3 separate regions of the Mus musculus genome follow, and all the other regions are linked to region 1. A link is a loop called in an ENCODE intact Hi-C map of the cell type or tissue named here. Cell type or tissue: heart. All regions are shown on one strand. Links, peaks and the distances in the headings refer to the core of each region. The heading gives the core; the rest is flanking DNA.

Region 1 (5,840 bases), core at 392-5,391:
AAGAAACTATGGAAGTCCTGAATTTAGAAAATAAATACTTCACACTACCTTAAATATTCTACAGAATATTCAAGAATATAGAGCTTGTGACCACAAAGTTTCTTACCTTCTTGGCAATGTAACCAAAAGCAGGTAATATTATTAGTAAAGGTGGCATTAACACAGGAAACACAGCTGTTGAAGCTCGCACAGGTTTCTGAGGGGAAATTATGAAATCAATGAATTGACATTTCATTAGTTTGCTCTACATCTATTTTCAACAGTAAGCGTTAGATATAGTTTTAAAAATTAATAATTCTTCAAAATAGTCAAACTTAATAAACTGGTATAAGACATTTCAAGCATGGTTCAGGAAATTAATATTGACGACCTGAGTTCAATCCCCCAGACGCACAAGGTGGAAGGAGAGAACCAATGTTGTCTTCTGACCTCCATTTGCATGCTGGGGCAGGAAGTGTGTTCACATACATGTACATACACACGAATATTAAACAATTATTTAAGCCTGGGGTAGTGTAATCCCAGCACTTCAGAGGGAGAAGCAGAAGATCTCTGAGTTCCAGACAGAGTGGGTTCCACAGCTGGTGGGAGTATACAGTACTAGGAAGTGACTGTCAGCCAATCCTTCACAAGACTGAAGATACATTCATGGACTCTCAAGATAAAACAGTAAACACTAGAACATCAACACAGAGAAGCCACTGCCTCCAAACACCAGAGAAACAAGTTTTAATAAAGCGCGTAAGCTTGAAAAAATTCAACTCGAACAGAAACAAGCCAATCTCAATAGATTTTGTCTTCATCGGTGATTTGACTTCCACAGTCTTCTCTACAACCTGGAAATGCTCCTAAAGGGGCCACTGTCATATATGTGCCCGACAGCAATCCAAACCTGTGGGTCCTGACCCCTCTGGGGGTGTGGGTGAGTGGAACAGCCCTTTCACAGGGGCCTGCTAAGACCATCTGCCTATCATATTTACATTAGGATTCAAAACAAGCAACACAATTAGTTACAAAGTGGCAACAAAACAACTGTATGGTTGGGGCTTCGGGAACACTAAACCAAACAATCCAGAAATTAGAATTTAGCAGGCCAGAATGGAGCTAAGTTCCTTTCTTTTCTAGAAACTAGTCGCCTGCACCATTCTCCTTTGCTGAAGCCCTGGATCTCAACACGTATTTACTGCAAACAGGACACGAAGAACCATTCATAAAGTACTCGTTCTTAAGACACGCTGTTCACAACAGTGTAGCCTGATAATGGATGCAGCCTTCGGAATGCTGCAGCTAACCCCGTAATTGCCAGAAAACACAAGTTATCTCCTCTGTGGGCATTTCAATTATACAAGGCAATTAACTTGTATTTCCAGGCTTCTCTTAAAACAATATGAAGAACCCACACATTACAAGTCTGGGAGGAAATTGTCAAGTAGGTAGGAGTCAAACAATATTTTACTTTATCACTTTAACCGTGATAGAGATTCCCAGAACTGTTCTGTAATTTACTTTGTTCATTTAAAAATATCTGTTACCCTAGCATCCTTCTAACAAAAAATCGGGAACTACTTAGTTTTATTCATATTAAAAAAAAAAAAAAAAAAAAAAAACCAAAACCCTAGAGAAGGCACTAGGACAAGTCAATCTTTAGGTTGAGAAGCGCAGTTACTAGATTAAGAGCAATAACCAACTTAAAGCACGTCGTGTTTTCACCTCATTACTTCAAATTTACCTTCTGTCTCATTTGCGTCGTCACGGCCTATGCCAATTTGTACAAGCCTTAACGAACCCTAGAGTTGAACAAAAGGCGTGTTCCTTGATCGGATTTCAGAAAAACGGACAGACTGAATTTCAACCTAACTCCACAGCCTTAAAACACAGGCCCCCGGGAGATCACATCTTGCTCTTTATATGTCCCTAGGTTTCACTTCTCATCATCCGCCACAAGCCTCGTTCTTCCCTTACCACTCAAATCTCAGATACAGCCAACACCGCTCAGCTAAGTCAACGTGAAGTTACAGGAGGCTCGCTGGTGGGAGGGGGCAAAGGGACACCCAACTCATCTCTAAATGTCCCCCACCTATCCCGAACTCCTTCATTAGAAACTTCCGGAGAAGTTTCGAGGGGAGGACAAGAGTCTGTCCCACGAGCCCAAAGTTTGCGCACCCCGCCGACCGCGGGGCGCGTCGCCTCGTCCAATTACTCCTAACTGCCACCGCGGAAGCAAGCCACGTCGCCGTCCCGAGCTGCGGCGCGGAGTTACCAGGCGCTTGGGGGGATGGCGCCTCTGAGGGCAACGCTCGCGGCCTAGCTCGCCTGTCGCCTTCGCCCCCCACCCCGTCGGGCCGCCGTCCTCCGGCCGGGCGGCCATGTTGCGCGAGTCCCCACCGGCTCGGCGCGTGCGGCGGGCGCCCACCTGGTAGCACGGTGGGCATTTGCGTCGTCGGGACCACTTTGGTGGTCGTGGTCGGCACCTCGGTCACGTTGGGAGCCAGGGTGGTGATGTTGGGCTGCGCGGCCGAGACGCAGAGCACGGCGAGGCAGGTGGCGGCCCAGAGCAGTCGGCGGGAGGAGCCCGACATTGTGTCTTCAGCCCAGGCGTCCGGGAGAAAAGCTGCGGCAAAGCAGGCTCCGTCTAGCACTGCGTCCCTGCGGCGCCGCCCCCCGAGAAGCCCGCCCCGCGGGAGCGCGCGCCGGTCACGTGAGCAGCCCGGCGGGGCGGGGCGGAACGGGCGAGACCACTAGGAAGCCGGCCGGAGGGAGAGAAGCGGCCGCGGAGACCTCTAGGGCAGCAGTCCGTGCGTCGCAAGCCGTCCTTCTTGTCCTGGGAGGATCACGCGCGGCACAATGGAGCTTTCCTCACATCTGCACCACGGATGATCTCCCCCCGCCCTGGCAAGGATGGAACTGCCCACGTGACGTAGCGAGGGGCGTCCACCTGCGCCGCCTGGGAGGCGGGCCGCGAGGTGTCACGTGACCCCTCGGTAGCGCGCTGCGGGTAAGAAGCCCGGAGGCTCTGAGACCGCTGAGCTTGAGTTCTGCTGACCGCGCTCGCCTAGGGCTCTGTAGGAGCCGCCTTTTCTTCCGTGAAGCTTGATTTATTTTTAAGTGTGAATTTTTGTTTTTGAGAGTTCGGGGACTCAGTAATGACGGAACCACGGGATCCAAGAGTTTGCCGGGCCACTGGTTCAGTGCCCGTAGCTGTGGGTGGGACCGAAAGTGATCTGTCCCGGACGCTTCCTTGTCGTAACCGCCACCGGTGCCCTTGCCTCACCTGCTTCTTCCGAGTCACTCAGAGATCCGCAGTAGGGATCGATCTGTCCCAGCCCCAATCACTGTGGTCAGAGAGGAAGACGGCTAGGGATGAAAAGCCTTCGTGCCTCTTCCTATCCCCACATCACGAGCGACGAAGTATGAGACTTGGGGAAAGTGACCTGACCCTGACACTAGGATAGCATAGTGGCAGAACAGGCATTTTCAGTGCCTGTTGGCGGACTCTGGCTCTCTTTAGTCGTGAGCGCCATCTGATGCCGGGTCTCACAAAATAATCAACGCTTGACATGCTTATAGTAGGTGGTTTTGGTTTTTTTTTTTTTTTTAAATGAGACTTGAAAATGATAGGTAGAGCTAGGAATGTAGTTCATTTGGTAGAACGATTGTCCCTCATGCAAGAGTCCCTGGGTTTTGCACTATGCTGTCTTGATTGTTTAGCGTTTGCCATATTTTATGTTACAATTTTAATGTCATAATTTTAATTATGCATGTGACCCTAATAACAAGAATATCAGATGTTTCGGTGGTGTCTGTTTCGCTGTAGTATGCATTTTAAAAAATGACTCTAAAAGCATTTTTACAACTTTAGCGAAAGATTGAAAGCCCTTATTTCTGCCAGTAATGAATTTAATGTGGTTCCTTTGTGGGTGTACTCTGTAAAATAAATATGAGCCAGTGGGTTGTGACTGACCAAATCAATGGTCTTAGCATTAAGGTGCAGTCAAATAGTCATCATAAGAGCTTTAGAGAAGCTGCTGTTCTCTCAAACGCCTCACATGACACCTAGGCTAAAAGAAGAACTTCTGTTTGGAGATTTTAAAGCAGAGGTTATGTTCCATCTCCTCTTCCTGCTCCCAAATCGATGATCTCATTTGTCCCTAGGATGAACACACTCTGCTGTGGGGACCATTGATTTAACAGCTTGTCACTTGAGTGTTCCAACTATAGTCATCAGATTTCCTTTCGTTTCTATAAGGGGACAATTTCAAGACTAACAAACTGCTGGCTCGGTTTATTTTAATAGCATATACAGTACTAGATCAAGATTTAGTTCCAAAGTCATTTTCACTGCTGTAGAATCAGCTTTATTTTCAGTTTAAAGGAGCCAAATTCCATTTATTGTCTTATTTCTCAACTTTGACGCTATTGTGGCTAGTTGACTCTTCCTGTCTAGTCTCTATAGGTTGTGTAATAACAACCTGGCCTCTATCTAGGAGAGGGTAGAAAACACCCTACACTTCCCTTGTGCCAACACCACCCCCCCTAACATTTTCAGTGTGCCCCAATGGTAAAATCAACAACCTTAGTTGAAAACTAGTGTGCTAGACCCTCTTGGGGTCACATATCAGATATTATGCATATCAAATATTTACATTGTGTAAAAGGTAGTGGTTCCATTTTGGGAAAGTAAGGAAGAAAACAGTTTTAATGTTAGGGAAATACCTTTGAATTAATTAATTTGGTTTATTGAAAAGTTCCTGTGGTGTCTTAGTCAGGGTTTCTATTCCTGCACAAACATCATGACCAAGAAGCAAGTTGGGGAGGAAAGGGTTTATTCAGCTAACACTTCCATGTTGCTGTTCATCACCAAAGGAAGTCAGGACTGGAACTCAAGCAGGTCAGGAAGCAGGAGCTGATGCAGAGGCCATGGAGGGATGTTACTTACTGGCTTGCTTCCCCTGGCTTGCTCAGCTTGCTTTCTTATAGAAACCAAGACTACCAGCCCAGGGATGGCACCACCTGCAATGGGCCCTCCCACCCTTGATCACTAAGTGAGAAAAATGCCTTAGAGCTGGATCTCATGGAGGCATTTCTTCAACTGAAGCTCCTTTCTCTGTTATAACTCCAGCTTGTGTCAAGGTGACACACAACCAGCCATTACATATGGTATCAGTGAAAACTGGCCACAACACAGTATGACAGTGTTAATGTTCCTTGAAATGATGACACACTGTCACTGGACTGGTTTTGTGGGGAGACATTACCGAGTTTTTATTGGGTATCTGCTGTGCCAGGCATCATTAGAAATGTCTTCACTTGCTTTGCAGTCCAAAACAAGCATGTTTAACTTAAAAAGTATGATGTAAAACTTCAAGAATCTGGGACATGGTGTTACTAAACCACTCACTCATTACCAAGTAATCAGTTGATAGTTGGGGGCAAATGCCATTTTTAATTTTAATTATTGGATTTTTAAATTTTATTTTGAGACAGGGTCTCAGGTAGTCTAGGGTGGTCTCACACTACTGTGTATAAAGGTTAACCTTGAACTGCTGACCTTCTTGCCTCTACTTCCGGCATGGAAGTGTCAGGATGTATACTTTTAAATGGTGGTCATAAGAACCACTGCACACATGTTATAGAAATTACTTTCTAATTTCCTAAGCCTATTTTCTAATTTCTTTATCACTCTCTAATGTCTAATAGCCTGAGGTTTCTACCCCACCTTTGGTTACTGAGCTCCCAGATGGAAGACACACTTGCAGCCTTTATATTTACAATAAGCCCTAAACAGTACAATAGCTGGGTTAACCACTTATGCCTCTTTTGAAAGTAGATTCTAACAGCAT
Region 2 (5,840 bases), core at 340-5,339, 160 kb before region 1:
TGGTGGGAGACCCTTAAGGTCCAAATCATAGCAGTCATGATGCTGAAAAATATAGATGCTGGATTAGGCGGCCTTCAAACATGGCCACCAGTGTTCCTCATCATGGACTTGTGTCTGTGTTTCTTGACCCTGGACAGCTAGCATGAGACTGCCTCCCGTGTGCTGGGATTAAAGGTGTGTGCCACCACGCCTGGCGAGAGCATTTCTTAATTTTTGAAAACTTTTAAGCACGGTTTCTTTAAACAGAGTTTTCTGGGTTCTGGGAGTGACTATAAAATTCTCAATAAACAAAGCAAACTCATATTCATCTTTCTCAACCTTACTAGGCTTTTTCCCATCCATTATTCACTGCATTACACCCATAAAATCTCTTAACCTAAGCCTAAAAACATCCTTAACTCTCCTAGACTTAATTTGACTAGAAAAAACTATTCCAAAATCAACCTCAACCCTCCACACAAGCACAACCACTCTTACAACTAACCAAAAAGGCTTGACTAAATTATACGTTATATCATTCTTAGTTAACAGTATCTTAATTGTCAAGCTCATTCCTGAGTTTAAGCCCAGCTCCGAGACCCGTTGCTTAAATTGCACATCCATTACAGTGTTTCCTATCACCTCGGAAAGACCAAGATCCTGTTCCCTTTGGCTGTATCCTTGTTTGCAGTTGGTACCTACTTCATTTTGTGAAGTTCCTATTGCTCTTCAAGGTTACTAGCTTTTGTTCTTGTTGTTTTTGTTCTTCGAGACAGGGTTTCTCTGTGTAGCCCTGGCTGTCCTGGAACTCACTTTGTAGACCAGGCTGGCCTCGAACTCAGAGATCCCCTGCCTCTGCCTCCCAAGTGCTGGGATTAAAGGCGTGCGCCACCTCCACCAGTCCCAGTTGAAGTTTTCTAACATTTTCCATGCAAAGTCTAATGTACCTCTAATCTTGTCGGTTCAGTGTTTGCTTCAAACGTGTATTTACTTTTAGACTCCTAGACTCTTCAAGCTGCATTCACATTCGCTTTCAGTCTTCGGACCTTTAAACACTTGGCTTGCTGACCTTGTTAACTAGGTTGGTTCTTGTCGTCTTCTCACTAACTGCTCTTCTGCCCACAGATCTTTTCCTTGTTGCTTTGAATGACTATAGTTTATAAAATCACTTATAAATGAATGCTAAAAATAATCAAATTTTCACTATCGGATGCCGTGGATTTTGTGTTTCCCGTCAAGTGTTGGACTTTGTTCTGGGAAGCTTTTAAGTCACAGACCCACTTACTCCCTTCAGGGCTGCCTTGTGTGGCTTTAGGATAATCTTCACTCTAGGCTCAGTTTGTCCTCATTACCAGAGCCCTGGTGTTGGATGTCTCGGGTATCCAGGGACACTTTCACCTGGTGGCTGGAACTTGAACAGCCTGCAGCCAGTCCAGTAAGAACCTATTAAGAGCTGTTGGCCTTCGGTCGGTCAGGGTCAGCTATTCTTTACACAGCCTCCTGGAGCGTCTCCTGCTGCGTGCCTGGCTAGGTACTCAACAAACAGACCCGTGGGGTCCTTTCCGAGCCTGCCTTTCTCTGACTGGCTTCCTCCTCTCCAGTGCCGCAGCCTACAAACTCCCCGGTTCCTGGGTTCCTGTTCCGCGCCTCGCCTCGCCTCACGTTTCAAGTCTTCTCTCCTTAACTCAGAGGTCCCTCCGCTCCCTTACCGTTTCCTCTCCTTGCTGGGTCTCAGCAGCGTGAGTGAGCGTCTCGGCTCGCGGGAACCATGACAAGTGGTTCTCTTTCCCCAGGAACCCTGGCACTATGTTGGGACAGAAAAACAGTTGCCTCAAGTATTCTGTCAGATTCTCTACTCGTGATGAAAGAATGCAACAGGACTCATTTCTTCGCAGCGTCATTTTTATCCCTGGATAGAAAAGCCATCTGCATGACTGCCCTCAAACTCATAAATCTCCTGCCTTGGCCTCTTGAGCACGAGGCACGAGGGTTATAGGAATGTGCCACTGCTTTTATTTTAATTGTAAGCGAAAATTTTCAGTCTGATTTTTATAAACTATAGTCTTAATTTTTTTCTTTTTTGTTATTACTCTGTGTATGTGTTTTGGAACGCACCGTGGTGCACACGTGGGGGACGGTGGACAACATTGATGGAGTTACTTCCTGCCTTCCATCTCCACAAGGGTCCCAGGAATCAAACCCGGGTCATCACGATTGCATAAGGAGTTCCCTTACCCAGAGGGCCACCTCTCTGAGCCACTAATCTTACTTGTAATGGACTTTTTGACTCACAGGTTTAGGTGTGTGTGTGTGTGTGTGCATGGATGCATGGGTACATGTGTGTGCTTGTATGTTTCCTAGAGGAAAACCTCAGGTGTCACACCTTGGGTGCTGTGATCTTATTCTTTGGAGACAGGAGTTCTCTCTTGGAGTTTGCCAAGCAGGGAAGGTCGAGTGGTCACGAGCCCTAGGGACCTACCTGTCTGTTTCTGCCTCCCCTGCGTTCTGAGTGCCGCCAGAAATGGCTTTGCTTTTGCTTTTTCTTGTCTTTTTTCCCTTTCCTTCCCTTCCCTTCCCTTCCCTCCCCTCCCCTCCCCTCCCCTCCCCTCCCCTTTCCTCCCCTTTCCTTTCTTTTCCTTTCCTTCTCTTCTCTTTTCTTCTCAACATATGTTCTGGAGATGGAACTCTGGTTTCTGTGTTTTTCTGAAAAGCATTTTACTGATCCAGCATTTCTCCCAGCCATAATTTCAGTTTCTCCACCCAGAACTTCAGCTCGACTTTAAGCCTATAGTATCCTAAGTCACTGCCAACAGTCCAGTAGCTGACGAAGGAGCTTGTGACCAGTTAATTCAGTAGCAGATCACAGAGATTTAGACACATCTGCTTGCTCTTGTTGCTTTACATCGGAAGGATCTTGAACCAGACTTCATTTGATGGTGTTCCTGTAAGAAAAAAAAAAGTATTTTCAAAGCAACCATCACCTATATTGTTAGTGTTCGTAAGGCTCGATCAGCCCCCTTTCTATAATTATATTCTGGTAAGTGCTTATTTTTGTTGTTGGTAAAGTATTACACAGAGAGAATTACGCAGCTGGGCCAGAGTAAATATTTGCACGTGCTGAGGTGGAAGAGGCTCTGCCAGACCAGTATGGCCATGGAAGAACTCTACCCTCTTTATAAGGTAAGGGGCCAGGGAGCAGACCCGGTGGGAGAGCATGTATCTGTGCATCGCATATGTAATGATGTATATGTATATATGATATATGGATGTAATTTTAAAAAGACTTTTATTTTCATTTTAAATTAATGTGTTTATGTGTGTGCACACATTAGTCCACATGGATGCAATGCTCATGGATGCCAGAAGAGGGCAGCAGATCCCCTTTAAAACTGGAGTTACAGCCAGGTTGCTAGGAGCTGCCTGTGTGAGTGCAGCTGGCATGTTTAACCACGGAACCATCTCTAGTTGCTTTATATATGTATTTTCTAAATAAAGCAACACGGCCAGTAAGCTTGTCGTTGTTGTAAAGGACAATGTGGCCGTGATGTCGGTCATCCCATTGGTTGCTCAGGGTGGCCCTGATGTCCTCCTTACAGCTCTCTGTGCGTACCCTGAAGCTACTTGCTGGGTTGAAGGCCTCTTTAGAGGACAAGCAGTGTTTGGTTAAGGACGTACACTTAACTCCAAACATGCTTGCAAGGCCCATTTGTAGGAGAACGTGGTAGTCAAGCCCGAGCGAGGCCCCACACATGGCAGGCTGCCTTTCTTTTTAAAAGAAACTGACAACTAAAGATAGGAAAGGAACCGATGGACATGCCTTCTCCTGTGCTCTGCCATAAAGTAGCAGAAGACAAAGATTGCTACTTTTGTTATTGTTGTTGTTGAGACAGGGGCTCAGTATATAACCCAGGCTGTCCAGGAACTCACTGTGTAGCCCAGGCTGGCCCAAACTCACATAGATCCATTTGCCTTTGACTCTCTTTTTGTTTTTTTGGTTTTTTGGTTTTTTTTGGTTTTTCGAGACAGGGTTTCTCTGTATAGCCCTGGCTGTCCTGGAACTCACTCTGTAGACCAGGCTGACCTCGAATTCAGAAATTCTCCTGCCTCTGCCTCCCGAGTGCTGGGATTAAAGGCGTGTGCCACCACACCTGGCTTGCCTTTGATTCTTAAGTGCTTGGATTAAGGTGTGTGTCACAGTGCCAAAAAAAAAAAAAAAAAAAAAAAAAAAAAAAAAAAAAAAGATTCCTACTTTGAAAATGAGCCCTGACATAATTTTTACCTAGGACCTAGGACATGTGCATTTTTTTTTCTTGTAGACTTGGCCAAAATAGGAAGGTCGGAGGTAGACTCCTGATACCAAACACCCTCCTGCACTGTTAAATTGCTGTCCCTCAGAGTTGGGAGAGTAAGACACTGCCTCTCTCAACTGAATCCAAACTGTAGAAGAACTTGGGGGGGTGGGACTCAAAAAGTCCCTTATTTGCCGCCCAGACAGCATTGCAGAGAACAATGCTTGCCAACAGCCCACGGTGTGTCTGTATCTCTCTTAAACAGAAACAAGTTGACTACATCATGCAGGAGTTCAACGACTCAGTTCAGAGAGCAGAAAGGCTGTCGGTTGCTAGAGAAAACTTACTTATGGGAAAAAACAACCGTCCCGACCTGGTGACTCAGGAGGACCTGGCGATTTATACCAGGTGGTTAGTGTGTCACCTGCATGCTCTCAGGACCATCCATCACTTCCTGCAGGTAGTAGGACCCTTAGTGTGCCGGTACACATGCCCTGGGGAAGGGGAAGGGGAAGCACGGTGCCCTGACATGAGGAAACATTCCCCAGCCAGCACTCTGTCCATTTGGCTCTCTCAGGAAAACCTCTCCCGTTCTGCTTGGTATTCATTCAGTTCTTGCTCCCTTTGGTGTCTTAGGATTCAGGGACTTCCATTCCGGCACACGGCTTTTCCTTGGCAGAATGTAATGAGGAAATCATGTCAGGATGCTTGTCCTGGGCCATGCAGCAAAGCCTTGGCCTTTGCTAAAAAGTAACAGGGTCCCCTGCTGGTTGGAAGGGGTGGAGGCGCACGGGGGGGGGGGGGGGCGTGAGTAAATTTCTATTACAATGTGATGGGGTTAGAAAGCGGAGCTGGGCTGGACATGGTGGTGTTATCTAATCCCAGTGGCTAAGTCTGGAGGGTCTTGATTCTGAGGCCAAGCTGGTCTCTGTGGTGAGTTAAAGATTAGCTTTATACACAGTGATAACCTGTCTCAGAACATAATGACGAGTAATAAAGTAAATAGTTAAGGTGGCTTTAGTAGCGCAGGTGTAGAATATGCACCATAGCTTGAGCAGGGCCAGGAAGGAGTTCTGTCCCCAGCATTGCCAAAGCAGCCAGGGGGTCAGGGGACAGTATGGAGTGAGAATTATGAGGGTGATGCCCTAAGTCAGGTTAGAGGATCCCCAAAGAAACCCGGTGGTCACCCGGATCCATTCCCTCTGCAGAGCCAGCGAGCGCTGTGGTCTGTACTTCTTTCTCTCCTCTGTCACATGATCGTACAACCATGCACTCCTAAACCTGGGTCTTGGGGCTGGAGAGATGGCTCAGCTGTTAAGAGCGCTGACTGTTCTGAAGGTCCCGAGTTCAAATCCCAGCAACCACATGGTGGCTCACAACCATCTGTAATGAGATCTGACTCCCTCTTCTGGAGTGTCTGAAGACAGCTACAGAGTACTCACATAAATAAATAGCTCTTTAAAAATAAATAAATAAATAAATAAATAAACCTGGGTCTTTCTCCTCACACCCTGAGCACCTGTGCTTTCCCACTCAAGTCCATGACCACTGTGGGGAAGAGGAAGTGTTTCC
Region 3 (5,840 bases), core at 340-5,339, 780 kb before region 1:
TTCTGCCATTCTCAGTTGTTACTCCCAGCTTCCCACTTGCAGCTTAAGAGGTGAGATCTCAGTTTGCCACTGCAGTCATTGTACTAGCTCCTAGCATGCTTCCCTGCCATGATGATGCGGGATTCTTGTTTTAAAAACAAAAACAAAAACAAAAACATTTTGCTCTGTTGACACCACAGATATTTATTAATTTATTTAACGTATGAGTCCTGTATCTGCATGTACACCTGCATACCAGAAGAGGGCACCAGATCTCATTACAGATGGCTGTGAGCCACCATGTGGTTCTAGGAGTTGAACCCCAGGACCTCTGGAAGAGCAGAGAGTGCTCTTAACCTCTGAACCATCTCTCCAGCCCAGTAATGGACTCTTTAAAAAAGTTTTTATTTATTTATTTTTTATGTATGAGTACACTGTAGACATACAGATGGTTGTGGGCCTTCATGTGGTTATTGGGAATTAAATTTAGGACATCTGCTCGCTGGAGTCAATCCCACTAGCTCTGGCCCTGTTCGCTCAGGTCCAAAGATTTATTTATTATTATAAATAGGTGCACTTTAGCTGTCTTTAGACACACCAGAAGAGGCATCAGATCTTATTAAAGATGGTTGTGAGCCACCATGTGGTTGCTGGGATTTGACTCAAGACCTTCAGAAGAGCAGTCAGTGCTCTTAACCACTGAGCCATCTCTCCAGCTCCCCCACCCCCAATGGACTTTTATCTATTAGGAACAGCAAACCCAAATGATCTGTCTTTCTTTAAGGTGCCATGGTAACAGTGTTTCAGCGGAGCAGCAGATAAGTAACTCAGATGGCACTGTTCAGTATGGGGGCCTAGCCAGTGTCAGCATCCCAGTGTAAAATGCTACCTTTCAGTGCCCCTAGGGGGGAAACTGGGAAAGTGCACAGACAACCTCTCTCCGAAGGTCGTCTTACCATTGCATGCTAATGAACACGTCTCAGAAGTTTAATTATAGCTGGTGGTAGTAGCACATGTCTTTAATCCCAGAAGTCTGTAGACAAAGGCAGGTGGATCTGAGTACGAGGCCAGCCTGGTCTATAGAGTCAGTTCTAGGATAGTCAGGGCTACACAGAGAAACCCTGTCTCAAAAAACCAAACAAAAGTTTAATTTAAAAAAGTAAATCTAAAACAAATGCTTTCTAAAAGTTATATTTGAAACAAAAATGGTTTAAGAAAGTTTTAAGCCTGGCATAGTGGCACTTGCCTTTAATCCCATCACCCCAGAGGCAGAGGCAGGAAGGGTCTCTGTGAGGCCAAGGCCAGCCTGGTCTATGTAGTGATTTCCACTCCAGCCAGGGCTACATAGTGCCATCCTGTCTCAAACTGTTGGGTCGGGTGATCAGGGAAGGAAGACAGTTTTGTAGGTGTGGACATCAGTTCATGTGAAGGAATTTTTGGTTGCACCACAGACAGATAAGGAGAGACTGAGTGTAGAAATGCTAGTTTGTTTTGAACAAAATCTCCTGTTAGGCAAGCTAGCCGGGAGCGCTTCTTTCTCTTGTCTCTGCCTCTCCAGTGCTGTTAGGACTACAGGTGTGCAGTACCATGCCGACCTCAGGCTTGGGATAATAGGCACAGCGCTGGGAAATTATCGAAGCCCTGGGTTTAAGCCCCAGCATCATAGAACTGAGCATTCGGGAGGTGGAGGCAGAAGGATCAAGTTCAAGGTCATCCTTCACTGCATAGCTAGTTCAGTACTGCTACTACTACTGCTGCTGCTGCTACTACTACTACTACTGCTACTACAATCAGTGTGAATTCCAAAGTGGATATTTCTGAGTGTGTTAGCTTGTACCTGTAACCTCAACACTCAGGGGAGTGAATCCAGAGGATTACTGAGAGTTCAAGGCCAGCTTAGGCTACATGATAAAACCCTGTCAATACACATATACATACATATATACACACATACATATACATTATGCATAAACACATACAAATATATACATATATACACACATACATACACACATATACAAACATACATATACATACATACATGCATACACACATACATAATATATACATACAGGCAGACATATACACACATACATATATTACGCATACACATACAGACATAATATACACACACACACACACACACACACACACATATATATATATATATACATGCATAATACATAATACATACACATAATACACACTCCTACATGAGTATTGATATGTAGAGTGGTGGGCAGTGAACCCCAGCAAGTCACTGGGCTGCCACAGCACTGTTTTTCTCTTCCCTGCCTTCATCTCCTTGTCTTTAGAGCAAGCTCGTCCTCCCAGCCACAAGATGGCAGGAGAAGATCAGAAATTCAAGCATAGTCTCTGCCTCTGATGAAACCTATCACAGTGCCCTGGCACCTAGTTAGAAAATACTTTTCTTTTCTTTCCTTTTCTCTCCTTTCCTTTTCTCTCTTTTCCTTTTCTCTCCTTTCCTTTTTCTCTCTTTTCCTTTCCTTTCCTTTCCTTTCCTTTCCCTTCCCTTCCTCTTCCTTTCTTTCTTTCTTTCTTTCTTTCTTCCTTCCTTCCTTCCTTCCTTCCTCCCTCCCTCTCTTCCTTCCTTCCTTCCTTCCTTCCTTCCTCCCTCCCTCCCTCTCTTCCTTCCTTCCTTCCTTCCTTCCTTCCTTCCTTCCTTCCTTCCTTCCTTCCTTTCTTCTCTAGTTTTCTTGGTAACAAGGTGCAGGCTAATGCAATCACACTTCCCAGTGTGATCTTGAAAGCTGCCAACAAGAAATGGGCACTGCGATTCTGTGCTCTTCTCCCTCTCTGCCTACAAAGTTGGGGCCCTGTTGTGGTCAGCCACACCGTGATAAAACCAGTGAGACTGAGCCCAGCAGATATAAGTGTTTCTAGAAAAGGGATGTCATGTGCCATGCTGCCTGTACCCATCATCTGCCACACATGCAGGTGTCTTGGATTCTTACTAGCAATAGACCTTGGGATGTGTGCCAAACATGTTTGGAATCCCAATGTCATTCCTAGTATGGTAAGCTAGTGTCCCCAGCTGGGTTACAAACATTCAGACAAAGCCAACCCTTGGCAGGTGCCAGTCAATTAAAATACTCATTTCCCCATGAGAAACACTGGAACCCAGGAAGTGTGGTTGAGATCTGAGTGGTTTCCACTGAGCCAGGCCCTCTTGGCCTCTCCCTGTTAGCTGGAAACAAGGCAGGATTGACCTAGAGGGCCTCGAGTTGTGGGTAAATAGAAGAAGCACTCGTTCATCTGAGGGAACCTTCATGGCATTGTGTGAAAATGATGGCTCCTTCATCCTGGTCCATTGGAAAGAATTTACCCCTCCTGAGTACGTCTGAGTGTCCCCATCAGGGCAGGTTAAGGGTCCTGTTTTAGAGGTGACTCATTGTACTAGAAGTTGCTGAGAAGCAGCTGCCTCTGGCCAGTCAGCCAACCAGCTGTGTGTGGGTGGGTGTGTGGGCTCGGGTAAGGTCACCCTCCCCAACGCACTTGTACTGTGGTTTCTTGGTGTCTTGAGCAATGTAATGGAACTGTATGTTTGAGCCTTCCTCAGAGGTCTTTCTGTTCCCTTCTGCCCCTCCCAGAGCTTCCTGGGTAGTGGCCAAGAGGTAGAAAACCAAAGGAGTAAGGCTTACCAGGACGGACACTAGAGATAAGGAGGTCAAGTGCTCAGTTGTTCTGGGGGTCACAGTGCTCCAGGGGCAACTGTGGTGCTCTCTCCGGTGGAGCAGAAAAGCCTGGATAGCAGTCTGAGCTGTGTCTGTGAGAGAGGCTTCTGGAATGGTCATCTTGAGCAAGCCTGGTGGTTTACAAGAAAGGGACTTAAGAGCGAAAGTGGAGACTTGCCTCTGGTATAATGCTTTGGAGTGCGCAAGGCATGTTCTGAAAGCTGCAATCACATGCAGGCACCCGCCGCTGCTTGGCAGCACAGACTGGTGGCCCTGCTGTGTGGCTGAATGCACACAGACATAACCCCTATGTTGGCCATTTTGCAAAGATCCAGGGGAGAGGTGGGGGCAGTGGCACTTGGCAGCAGCAAGGGTAGGGAGCACACAGCTAAGGGGTTACTGATGATACCCAGAGAGAGACGGATGTCAGACAGCATCTCTGGATGCTTCCAACCATGATCACAGCGGCCAGCGGCACTGAAGATTGAGGCTAATAGATGTAGTTGCAAAGCAGACCAACCCACCCTAGGTAATTGCAGGGCTCACACAGGCAAAACAGCTGGTCAAGTGCTTGCTGAGAGCTCCACTGGCCGACCCCACTTCACCTCCCAAGGTGGTTCTGAAGGTTGAGGCTCTCAGGAAAACAAGACCCCGACCGTGAGACTCAATTCATCCCTGGGGTGAGTCACTATTCAATCTTTTAAGAGTTATGCTAGATTAGTATGGAGAAGTGGAACTGGTTATAAAACCCAGAAGACATGTTGGGGTCTTCATAAAAGCACATCTGCTTCCAAGGGGGGATTCTGCCAGGTGTGCTGGTACATGCCTCTAGTCTTAGAACGTGGCGAGTGGAAGCAGGAGATGTCAAGTTAAAGCCAGCCTGGCCTATATAGTGAGACCCTGTCTCCAAACATCAAAATACCTAAATAGAGACTAAGAAGGTTCTTTTCCTATCTGGCTCATTCTTTTTGGTGAGAGTGGGCATGCTTCAGTCAAGGGGGACAGAGGAGGCTGGTACCTGTACCTCTAAGGTGCGATTTCTTGCCAGCAGGAGGTGTTGGCAGTTTTTCCTTAGCTTTGTTTCTAATGAAAAGGGAACAGGGGATGTAAGAACCGAGAGACTTGTGGGGCTGTGGTGGCGCATGCCTTTAATCCCAGCACTCAGGAGGCAGAGGCAGGCGGATTTCTGAGTTCAAGGCCAGCCTGGTCTACAGAGTGAGTTCCAGGACAGCCAGGGCTACACAGAGAAACCCTGCCTTGAAAAACAAAAACAAAAAAACACGAGAGACTTGACAGTCAGATAGAGAAACTGTCCTTTGGGAAAAATTTCCAAGTCTTTTACATATGAGGGTCCGTTTTGGTGTTAAAGGGTGCCCAGTACGCCAACAACATTGCCATTTTACTTTGTATCCACTGAGAGAAGGAAACAACCCATAATCATAGCTATAAACGGAACCAATGGCATCTTAAATGCCTTCATGGGTGAACGAGATGTTTTTCGTCTCAGCTGATGTTGGAGGACAGCGGCAGACCTTTTGTGATGGCTGCCCTAAACCCAGACGGAGAGAGCGGACTTAACCGAATCCTTAAGAAGTCTATCCTTAAGCAGGCTGAAGAGATGGCTCAGCGGTTAAGAGCACTGGCTGCTCTTCCAGAGGCCCTGAGTTCAATTCCCAGCAACCACACATGGTGGCTCACAACCATCTGTAATGGGATCCTAATGCCCTCTTCTGGTGTGTCTGAAGATAGCTACAGTGTATTCGTATACATAAAATAAGTAAATAATTCTTTAAAAAAAAATGAAGTCTACCATCACAACAGGTCTCCTCCTGGTTCCCACCCTCTCGGATCTCCTCCTTTTCATCCCCCACCCTCTCACAACCTCCCACTGCTGCTTGGCAATAGCACCACAGGAGGCAACTGTTATCCTTATAGTAAGGTAGTGATGTCTTGGCCTTGAAACTTTTTTGTGTGTTTTTTTGTTTGTTGGTTTGTTTGTTTTTTGTTTGTTTTTGAAACTTTTCCTCCCCATAGTTGTCTCTGGAAGCTCAGTAACTGGGGTGGGGGCGGGGATAGTGGGTTCAGTGAGACAGACCAGCAACTGCTTTGAGTCGCCAGGCTGGGCAAAACTGAGAGATGAGCCCATCCCCTATCTTTGGACTTAAA

What was found. A loop is a pair of places that touch in the nucleus more often than their neighbours do. Peaks named below come from ENCODE experiments on the same cell type or tissue, not always from the same donor. Only the 100,000 strongest peaks of a DNase experiment are listed, where the experiment ranks them.
Region 2: it touches region 1 in a loop (7-fold over the local background); 40 of 42 quality-filtered maps call a loop at or near these places.
Region 3: a loop joins it to region 1, with 11 times the contacts of the local background. A loop is called at or near these places in 17 of 42 quality-filtered maps.

The regions. Positions count from the first base shown.
Region 1 is chr10:41,516,274-41,522,113 of GRCm38, reverse strand. It overlaps Cd164 (CD164 antigen), which reads right to left and starts at 2,614. Exons shown (of 6, transcript NM_016898.2): 1 at 2,414-2,614; 2 at 107-196. The coding sequence starts at 2,579. In heart, for the core only: a CTCF peak has its summit at 3,501; a DNase peak (open chromatin) is centred at 2,793; H3K4me3 peaks cover 3,691 bases; H3K27ac peaks cover 2,629 bases.
Region 2 is chr10:41,680,486-41,686,325 of GRCm38, reverse strand. Ccdc162 (coiled-coil domain containing 162) reads left to right here. Exons shown (of 48, transcript NM_001358562.1): 5 at 3,046-3,159; 6 at 4,534-4,728. Among named protein-coding and RNA genes, the nearest start is that of Mir3473b, 13 kb to the right of the region's middle. In heart, for the core only: CTCF peaks have their summits at 1,382 and 3,335 (motif pointing right); a DNase peak (open chromatin) is centred at 3,345; H3K4me3 peaks cover 763 bases; H3K27ac peaks cover 525 bases; H3K27me3 peaks cover 345 bases.
Region 3 is chr10:42,291,703-42,297,542 of GRCm38, reverse strand. No RefSeq gene overlaps it. Among named protein-coding and RNA genes, the nearest start is that of Foxo3, 18 kb to the right of the region's middle. In heart, for the core only: a CTCF peak has its summit at 2,312 (motif pointing right); no DNase peak of the experiment used is centred there.